Regions from separate parts of the Homo sapiens genome. Here region 1 is linked to region 2. A link is an interaction called in ENCODE POLR2A ChIA-PET data of the cell type or tissue named here. Cell type or tissue: CD4-positive, alpha-beta T cell. All regions are shown on one strand.

What was found. Peaks named below come from ENCODE experiments on the same cell type or tissue, not always from the same donor. Only the 100,000 strongest peaks of a DNase experiment are listed, where the experiment ranks them.
Region 1: POLR2A ChIA-PET joins it to region 2 with 7 read pairs; 11 of 35 experiments call an interaction of 5 or more read pairs at or near these places.

What each region holds. Positions count from the first base shown.
Region 1 is chr19:14,354,824-14,357,323 of GRCh38, reverse strand. The region is part of intron 1 of LINC01841 (long intergenic non-protein coding RNA 1841); the gene reads left to right. Among named protein-coding and RNA genes, the nearest start is that of LINC01841, 7.9 kb to the left of the region's middle. RefSeq lists enhancers at 966-1,015, 1,086-1,265, 1,326-1,425. In CD4-positive, alpha-beta T cell, no CTCF peak of the experiment used is centred here; DNase peaks (open chromatin) are centred at 841 and 1,313; H3K4me3 peaks cover 622 bases; H3K27ac peaks cover 1,824 bases.
Region 2 is chr19:14,506,117-14,508,616 of GRCh38, reverse strand. No RefSeq gene overlaps it. Among named protein-coding and RNA genes, the nearest start is that of DNAJB1, 11 kb to the left of the region's middle. In CD4-positive, alpha-beta T cell, no CTCF peak of the experiment used is centred here; DNase peaks (open chromatin) are centred at 43, 616 and 1,476; H3K4me3 peaks cover 590 bases; H3K27ac peaks cover 1,565 bases.

The DNA.
Region 1 (2,500 bases), 150 kb after region 2:
TTTTGCCATGTTGGCCAGGCTGGTCTCAAACTCCTGACCTCAGATGATCCCTCCACCTGAGTCTCCCAAAGTGCTGGGATTACAGGCATGAGCTACTGCGCCTAGTCTCATTTAGTCATTTAGTTACTTTTTGTGTGTGATTATGAGGTAGGGTCTAAGTTCTTTTTTTTTTTTTTTTTTTTGAGACGGAGTCTCGCTCTTGTTGCCCAGGCTGGAGTGCAATGGCACGTGACCTCTGCTCACTGCAACCTCTGCCTCCCGGTTTCAAGTGATTCTCCCTCAGCCTCTCAAGTAGCTGGGATTACAGGCACCTGCCACCACGCCCGGCTAATTTTTTTTTCTTTTTTGAGATGGAGTCTCTGCTCCCATCACGCACAGTGAAGTGCAGTGGCTCAGTCTTGGCTCACTGCAACCTCTGCCTCCCAGGTTCAAGTGATTCTCCTGCCTCAGCCTCCCAAGTAGCTGGGATTACAGGCATGTGCCACCAAGCCTGGCTAATTTTTGTATTTTTAGTAGAGATGGTGTTTCACCATGTTGGCCAGGCTGGTCTCGAACTTCTGACCTCAGGTGATCCACCCACCTCAGCCTCCCAAAGTGCTGGGTTTACAGGCATGAGCCACCATGCCCAGCTGGGTCTAAGTTTTAAATTATTATTATTATTTTTTTACACGTGTATATCCTATTCTTGGGAAAATTTAAAGGGAGTTATTTCTGTTTCTGGTAACGTGCGCGTTCAGTGTGTGCTCCCCTGCCTGTAATTCTCCCATTAGGGTCAGGGCAGGGCTGGAGAAGCGAAAACCATAACTAGAAGAGACTTCCCCAACAGGATGTTGCCCAACCCTGGCCGGGCTGACATTCAGCCTCGAGGGTCCTTATCGGCAGTACAATTGCAGCTGTGACCAAACCCAGCCACCCACAGCCTGACACCCCCAACATCCTTGACCTTCCCTTTAGCTTCGGGCTTGAGCAGGCCTTTGATACTCAAATAGAGAAAGGAGACAGCAAGACCCCTGTGCCTTCTCAGAGGGGGCACCCCCTTCCCCGATGCCTTCACGGGTCCTGCCTCTCCGGGACCCAGCTTCCCTCCTGGCCACCCCACCACCTCCCCAGCCACACCTCATTTCCACCCATCTAGAGAGGGTGAAACACAAACACTCCTGGCAGCCCTGCCCGAGTGTGTCCTGGGACATGGTGGGGTGGGGGCTCCCTGACTCCTGGGAAGGGGAACTCTGGGGTGGCCTGTCCTCCCAGCTCCTCACCCCACTGGTGCCTCGCCCCATGAGTCGTGTGAAAAGGCAACAAAACCAACCGCAGGGAGATATAAAATCTCTTCCTGTATCTGTGACAGCTGTTATGTTGGTCTGGCCGTCTGTTCTTCCTGTGAGCACCTGAATCCGTTCAGACCAAGCTCTTCCTCTCTCCAAGAAGCCTCTATGGCTCCCACCTCACCCAGTAAAATCCAGTCTTCCCCAAGGCCCACAAGGCTTGGCTGTGTGATTTGCCCTGTCACCTCCAGCTCTCTTCCCCTCATTCACTTGGCTCCAGCCACCCCAGCTTCCTCACTGTTCCCCAAATAAATATGCCAGGCCCAGTCCAGCCTCACAGCCTTTGCATGCGCTGTTCCCTCTGCCTGGAACACCTTTCCCCCAGATATTTTTTTATTTTTTTATTATTTTGTGTTTTTGAGACAGAGTCTTGCTCTGTTGCCCAGGCTGGAGTGCAGTGGCGCAACCTCAGCTCACCACAGCCTCTGCCTCCTGGGTTCAAGCCATTCTCCTGCCTCAGCCTCCCGAAAAGCTGGGACTACAAGTGGGCATCACCACGCCCGGCTAATTTTTGTATTTTTAGTAGAGACGGGGTTTCACCATGTTGGCCAGGCTGGTCTCGAACTCCTGACCTCAACTGATCTGCCTGCCTTGGCCTCCCAAAGTGCTGGGATTACAGGCATGAGCCACTGCGCCTGGCCCCTCTCACTCTTTTGTCTGCCTAACATACTTGCTCAGAGGTCACCTCCTCAGTGAGTACTTCCCTGACGACCCCCATATTTGAAATTTTAGCTTCCTTCCCCCAGTCCTTTCTAACCTTTCCCCTCTATTTTATTTTTCTCTATAGCACATCACCTTCTAATATTTTAATTCATGAATTTACATAGAGTGTCAGTCCCATGGGGGCAGGGGTTTTTCTGTCTTGTTCACTGCTGTATCCTCAGCACCTAAAACAGGGCCAGGGACACCACAGGTGCTCAATTAATGTTTCTCAGCCAGGTGCAGTGGCTCAGGGCTGTAATCCCAGCACTTTTGGGAGGCCAAGACGGGCACATCACCTGAGGTCAGGAGTTCGAGACCAGCCTGGCCAACACGGTGAAACCCTGTCTCTACTAAAAATACAAAAATTAGCTGGGTGTGGTGGCGCGTGCCTGTAATCCCAGCTACTAGGGAGGCTGAGGCAGGAGAATTGTGTGAACCCAGGAGGCGGAGGTTGCAGTGAGCTGAGATTGCGC
Region 2 (2,500 bases):
CTAGAACTTTGGAAGGCTCAGCTGGGTGGATCACCTGAGGTCGAAATCTCGCCACTGCACTCCAGCCTGGGCGACAGAGTAAGACACTGTCTCAAAAAAAAAAAACAAAAAAACTAGGCCTTAAAGAGCATGCACTCATCTTCTCTCCCACAGACCTGAGAGCACTTTCTTTCTTTTTTTTTTTTTTTTTGAGAAGGAGTCTCACTCTGTCACCTAGGATGGAGTGCAGTGGCGCAATCTTGGCTCACTGCAACCTCTGCCCCCGAGGTTCAAGCGATTCTCCTGCCTCAGCCTCCTGGGTAGCTGGGATTACAGGTGCATGCTGCCACGCCCAGCTAATTTTTTATATTTTAGTAGAGACAGGGTTTCACCATGTTACCCAGGCTGGTCTCGAACTCTTGAGCTCAGGCAATCCACCCGCCTCAGCCTCACAAAGTGCTAGGATTACAGGCGTGAGCCACCCCTCCTGGCTGAAAGTACTTTCATAGTCTGTTGACATCACACTTGCCCAAGGGGAAGCAGAGGCTGATTTCTCAAACTCCCTGATTATTAGTTGAGACACCTTCCCTCTTTGTCAGTGGGGCAGGAGAGACAACGGCAGGAGAATACTAAAAAATGTCCCCCGCTTTGTGGCAACTGTGAGTTCCCTTGAGGTCACCAACTACATCCTAATAATCTGTATCACCAGTTGCCAGAGTGATGCTTGCCCCGGAACTGACCCTTTGAGTGTTTGTTAAGTGAGTAATTAAGTGACAAAGTAATTCAGACAAGAGGACCTGCAACATTTTTCCTACGATAGTTCATGTCATGGTATGTGCAGAGGAAGGATAACCCAGCCCTCGGGTCAGCTAGTAGTCCCCACCACCCTTGCCAGGGACCCCACCCCCATACCCCAATTCCTTCAGCTTTCCCACCAGGGAGAAGCAGATATTCAGTCCGGGAGAGCCCCTCTTTCCTGAGGGACCTGTTTCTTTTTTTCTTTTTCTTTTCTTTTTGTTTTTTTTTTTTTTTTTGAGACCGATACTTGCTCTGTCATCCAGGCTGGGGTGCAGTGGCATGATCTCAGCTCACTGCAACACCTACCTCCCAGATTCAAGCAATTCTCATGCCTCAGCCTCTTGAGTAGCTGCGACTACCGGCACCCACCATCACGCCCAGCTAATTTTTGTAATTTTAGTAGCAACGTGGTTTCACCATGTTGGCCAGGCTGGTCTCGAACTCCCGACCTCAGGTGATCTGCCTTACCTCGGCCTCCCAAAGTGCTGGGATTACAGGCGTGAGCCACCGCGCCTGGCATGGGGGACCTGTTTCTACTTCACAATCTGTAGACTAGTCTATGGGCACAGTTCCTGAGGGACACCTCAGTGCTAGGCTCAGGAGATGCGCCAAGCAGAAAACTTGGCCATCTGGCATAGGGGAGGGAGGATGGAGCTCGTGAAACTCACAGTCTCCTAGGAAACACACCTGTGGGTTTCCGTTTCCTAGGGCTGCCACAACAAACTGGGTGGCTTCAAACGACAAGTAATTTGTTGTTGGTGGTGGTGGTGTTGAGACAGAGTCTCACTCTGTCGCCCAGGCTGGAGTGCAGTGGCGCGATCTCAGCTCACTGCAGCACCCGCCTGCCAGGTTCAAGTGATTCTCCTGCTTCAGCCTCCCAAGTAGCTGGGATTACAGGCACACATCACCACGCCCAGCTAATATTTTGTATTTTTAGTAGGGATAGGGTTTCACCATATTAGCCAGGCTGGTGTCGAACTCCTGACCTCAGGTGATCTGCCCGCCTCGGCCTCCCAAAGTGCTGGGATGACAGGCATGAGCCACTGCACCCAGCTTGCTTGTTTGTTTTGAGACAGGATCTCACTCTGTTGCCCAGGCTGGAGTGCAATGGCACAATCAGGGCTTACTGTAGCCTCGATCTCTTGGGCTCAAGCGATCCTCCTATCTCAGCCTCCCAAGTAGCTGAGACCACAGGCATGCACCATCATGCCAGCGTAATTTTTAAATTTTTTGTAGAGACAGGGTCTCACTGTGTTGCCCAAGCTGGCCTCAAACTCCTGGGCTCAAGCAATTCTCCTGCGTTGGCTTCCCAAAGTGCTGGGATTACAAGCATGAGCCCCTGTACCTGGCATTAACAAGTGAGGACGGCTTTCTCCTGGCTTCTGGTGGTTTCAGCAATCCTTAGCCTCCTTGGGCTTGTAGCTGCATCGCTCCAATCTCTGCCGCTGCCGTCCCGTGGCCCTCCCCTCTGTGTGTCTTTGTGTCTTCTCCTTTTCCATCTCTTATAAGGACACCCATCATTGGATTTCGGGGCCAGCCACCCTAATCCAGGATGATCTCATCTCGAGATCCTCCACTGAATTACATCTTTGAAGACACTTACTCCAAGTCAAGTCACATTCACAGTTCTGGAATGTGGACATATATTTTAGGGTGGGGCATCATTCAACTCATTAAACTGACCGAGCCACTTCCCATAGCCCGCAGCGTGGAGGGGAAGACG